2 separate regions of the Mus musculus genome follow, and region 1 is linked to region 2. Evidence: chromatin loops called from intact Hi-C (ENCODE). Cell type or tissue: left cerebral cortex. All regions are shown on one strand.

Region 1 (2,500 bases), 400 kb before region 2:
CTCTTCTGTAGATGTATACTAAATGCTCACTTTGCATCTGTGAACAGTCTAGTGACACATCCTTTTACTGGGTGGATTTTCCTCTGAAGTATTCAGGGGAGTGCTGCTTCCACTTTTGAATATCTCACTTCTGCATGTCATCCTTTTCCCTTACGATGGCCATTGTGACCCCAGAGTGTGCTCACAGATTATTGCTGCTATTGCAATCTCAGAGTGTGCTCATAGATGCTTGCTGAAAGTATGCTCAGCTACTCTGTTACTTTCTATTTTATTTTATTTTATTTTATTTTATTTTAGGTTTATATACATCTTGTAAGCCCCACAGTAGAATGCACAATGCTATTATGTTGTGACCCAGAATTCTGCGGTAATATTTAGAATCTTCCATAGAACTAACTTCTGCTATTAAAATTATAACAACTTTGAAGATAACCTTTACTTTGAAGTGTTAGAAATGGCCTATATTCAAACTTTAGTGGCCATATACTTAAAACATTTCAAAAATATCCTGCCTCCACCCTAGATTCAGGGCTCAGATGTGTGAGTCTAGGAACTGCTTGCATTTCTAGGAAACCTTGTGTCCATCAGCATGTGAGGCCTGTGCGCATATGTGCATGTGCATGTATATATGTATATATATGTATGCCTGGCTATGCTCTTTACCTAAGTTGGTATTAAAATAGCCACATGGCTATGCTCTTTACCTAAGTTGGTATTAAAATAGCCACATGGCAGCACAGCGCGCTCTGTCTGTGTGTGTGTGCATATGTGTTTAAACTTTTTGTTTAAAAATGTGCCTGATGTAAGGGATGTGTCGCCGTGCATTGCTCTAAGAGTGTCAGTAGAGATCAGGATCGATTCTCCTCAAAGCCAGGGCTCAGGCATAGCTTGTGGCAGAACACATACTTGCACAGTAAACATAAGGCAATAAACTATTGAAATAAATTCTACCCACATCTCAGGGCCTAGGAACAGTTCACACCTTTTTTATCTTGATGAATTTACTACTAATCATTATTTCCTTGTGAGTCTGGTCTTTTCCTCTTTACCCTGGCTGCTGGAAAGCCCAAAGCCAAAGTTTGTATTAAAAAAAAAAAAAAAGAAAGAAAGAAAGCTACAGCTTTCCTCAAACATGCCTTTAAACTATGAATACTTTATATTTTTTTTTTCTTTTATACTTGATCCAGAAATAGGGAAGTGAGCCAAGGGCTCTTTGCTTATTGTAAAGAGGCTTCAATTTAAAGCTGCATCAACTCCTTTTTAGAGGTAGACTTATTCCTGGATTCCCTAGAAAATAGAGCTGGAGACAAAAATTAGAAAGCTTACATTTGGTTTGCAAAGTCCAAAACCCAGGACAGGAGAAGCGAAGGAGAAGATAGATGGTGTGGGAAAGATGGGAAGCCATAAAGAGGGATATGTGCAGCCCCTGGCTGCCGAGGAGCTATGAGACAACGGAACCATCCTAGCAGGGATACCCCTTGGTATGTGCATCATCCAGCAAAACAGGAAAGAGGAAAAGGTAGAAATCTCCTTATCTAGCTCTATTCTGATATTCAGTGGAGGCAAATCAGCCTGGAAGCTTACCATGCTCATACTTCCAGGTCACTTCTTCCAAGCCCTTTGGGTGGTTGCCTAGAATGCTAGATTTCCTAACCTCAACAAAGTTTGTCCAGCAGCAGCAGCAGCAGGAGAGGAAGGTACAAGTGACTCACTGCATATAGTCCTATGGTAAGCATTTTAATGACTCATAGTGAGTGGGCATCAAGTCCAGAAAACTGTCTGGTTTAGGAAATCCAAGAGGATTTGCATAAGGTAAACAAGTGAATAGTAGGCAGAAGGTGAGAGGGGAAGGGCCAAACTTTACTGAGCCCATTTAAACTGGCAGGTGAGGGACTGAGTTAGGAGAATGATGGGTAGAAACCCCATTAACTAGAGCATAGGCCAGGGAACATGTATACAGAAGTATGGTGACGGGAGTGGGGCAGAGATCAGGATTAGTGATGTTGAGTTGGAGGTCCCTTCAACAAGGATGACATCTGTCCACTAGACATGCTCATCTGGAGCTTGGAGCAAGTCTAAGTCTGGCTGGGTGGACGTCAGATCACACACACAAAGCTGTAGTTCAAATCCATGAGTGGGTCAGACTGGGAAATAAAGGCTGGATAGTGGACAGAAGAATACCAGCCTATGAGGAAAACCTATTGCTTGCACATGGTAGGGATGCCTGGAAGGAAATAGGAAAACTTGCTAATAGTACAGAGCAGAGCTTTCCAGTTGTCATAAATAACTTGTTTAGCGTAGAGCCTGCTTCACTGCCTATCATTTGTGTTATCACACGACTGGTCCTTGCTTCTGTAAAGTGACCCCCAAAGCAATTATGCTGCCGCTCAGAACAAACAAGAATGAGAACGTGAATAAGGATAGTGAGTATGTGCGGCCTATTAGGACTGCGCTTGGAACATCAACTGCATCGTTCTTGGCTTCACAATAATGCAGTGAT
Region 2 (2,500 bases):
CTTCCTCCAGGAGCTTGGTAAATGGCCGCAGGCTCTGCTCCAGACTGAGTTAGGTGGTGTCATAAATGAGCAGGAATGGCTCCCTTTCTTCTCTGTCTTTCTTTGGGGTGTGCATTATTGAGGAAGGAACCCAGTCCTCCTGCATGCACACTGGGTAAACGCTTTACCACGGAACTATATTCCCCGCCCCTAGGTCCACAGTGCATCTTACCTGCTCTTCCCTCTCGGGGCCTTAGTTTACCTGAAGCACAAGTTGGGATTTATATATATTAGGCCTACTTAACAGCCAGCTAAATTGCTTCTGTGCTGTACAATCAATAGCGGAGGGAAAGGAAAAATGTGCGAGATTGAGAAAGCAGACCATCTTCACCGCGGCTTTGGGTTAGTGTTTGTAGCCTGCTGTCTGGCACTTGTTCCTGATTGGAGTTTATTGCTCAACTGCTAATAGAGAAAATTCCAAATCAAATATATGAAATTGATTGCGGGGGTCAATTCCCAAATAACTTTCAAAGCAGAAGTGCTATCTAAGTCATCTCATTGCAAGCGATGATAGCAGAATTACACATTGCTAATAATGAGTTCAATCCGGTCACGTACATCACTCCTTTAATGGCAATGGTGGCGAAAGGTTAGAGAGCTTACCAAAGTGGCTTATTATATTTGACATTTATCACTTGACTGACCAAACCTTTCGATAACAATTTGAGGAAATGAGGTCTTCTAATTTGAAAACAAAGACTAAATGTGTTCAGTTTGAATTCTTTGGTTATGTTGAGCAAAGCAAACAACATTCTGCCATGTGATAACTCTTTTATCAAATAGAGAATGGTTGGAGAAATTCTACATGCTAAGGGAGACAGTACCATACTCAAGGGCTTGCAATTCTTGCCAAGTTTTGGAATGACAAATAAAGATTTACAAATAAAGGTTTAAGACAGAAACTCTAAAAAACACAACCCAGCCTCGTGCTCCACTTGGCTTGCGGTTGGATGTGAGCGCCCCCTGGTGGTTTCTACTGCTCTAACTGGGCTGTTGATTTCCAACAGGGCAGGTTAAAGGACTGGGGGAAAACAAAGCAAGATCAGATCAAACAAAACACACAGCAAAGAAGCAGCAACAGTCACACCATGGTATGAGGCCAGCAAAGTGATTCAGCATGGTAATGTGTGCAGCTGAACTTCCTTTATAGAATGTCTTCTCTCTCCTTCAAATCCTGTTCTCTAATTTAAACATACATGTAAGTGTATATATTTTGTATTTAACATATTATATATTTAAATATTAATATATTAATATAAACATAAATTTATATATAACAGTCATATATAAAATGTATATATAAATATACTTTAATATATGGTATATTATATATTTACATGTATTTAAAATATATGTTTATATATGACTATATAATTTTATATAAATATAAAAAGGTTACTTATGTATAAATATATATATAGTTTATATTTATATATAAATTTTAAAGTCTATATAATTATATAAATGTATAAATGTATAAAATTTACTATATATGAATATGTATTTTATATAATATATTTATGCATTTATATATTTTGTATAAGATATATTTTATATTTATATTTTATATAAACATATTTATATTTTATATACTCCACATTTATATTATATATTAAATGTGTAAATTATATATAATTATACCTAAATCAATATATAATATATGTCAATGTATTATATAATTAATAATATATGAATAATATATATTTGTATATAATTGTATACTAATATTATATAATTTAAATTCTGTGATATATACAAATTTATAGAATATATAATTACATAACTATATGTAAATGTATATATTACATATTTTTTACATATATATATAATTTCTGCCTTTAAGGTAACTTTGGCGAAAGCTCTTTGTCCTCAGCCTACAGCTCACAAGCAGGTAGACCTTTGCCTGTTCATACCAGGTGGCTGATCACATTGCTACCCATTGTTGTCAAATAACGTGGGGAAGAGGGGGTTCTGAGAAGCCACATTCCACCTCAGAGGAACTCCGTATCAAAACAGTGACTGCTTCATTGTTGGAGGGGGATGTGCTTTATTTTGTTTTGACTCCTGAGACAGGGTCTCTCAGTGTAAACCAAGACAGTCTCAAACTCTGCAGTGTGTGCTCTTGAGTGTTAAGGTCTGTTAATCTGCCTGCGCTGCTGGAGTGTTTAACCCACGTTGCTCTTCCTTTACGTATCTGCCAGTGTTCCACAAACTTCCAGTACTTCCTACTGACATCCCACTAGGGAATCAGCCCTTGGACACACAGACCTTTGGGAAACACTGAAGATTGTAGTTACAAAGAACCCCTTCACCTTCCGAATTGCACCAGTGCAAAGAATGGGGTGACCCCTTTGAGAGCTAGCCCTCCAAGGGTTTGCCACCTTGAGAGAATACCTGGAAAGTGGCCCTAAGGGGAAGCCTGTGGTCATCGCTGCTGGTGGCTTGAGCTTAGATTCCCTGC

What was found. A loop is a pair of places that touch in the nucleus more often than their neighbours do. Peaks named below come from ENCODE experiments on the same cell type or tissue, not always from the same donor. Only the 100,000 strongest peaks of a DNase experiment are listed, where the experiment ranks them.
Region 1: it touches region 2 in a loop (2.1-fold over the local background); 2 of 42 quality-filtered maps call a loop at or near these places.

Annotation. Positions count from the first base shown.
Region 1 is chr8:23,988,011-23,990,510 of GRCm38, forward strand. All of the region lies in intron 5 of Zmat4 (zinc finger, matrin type 4), which reads left to right. Among named protein-coding and RNA genes, the nearest start is that of Gm51564, 56 kb to the right of the region's middle. In left cerebral cortex, no CTCF peak of the experiment used is centred here; DNase peaks (open chromatin) are centred at 1,287 and 1,569; H3K27ac peaks cover 888 bases.
Region 2 is chr8:24,385,626-24,388,125 of GRCm38, forward strand. It overlaps Gm30633 (a long non-coding RNA gene), which reads left to right. Exons shown (of 3, transcript XR_378810.2): 2 at 1,047-1,237. Among named protein-coding and RNA genes, the nearest start is that of Gm30633, 4.7 kb to the left of the region's middle. In left cerebral cortex, a CTCF peak has its summit at 1,009 (motif pointing left); a DNase peak (open chromatin) is centred at 1,003.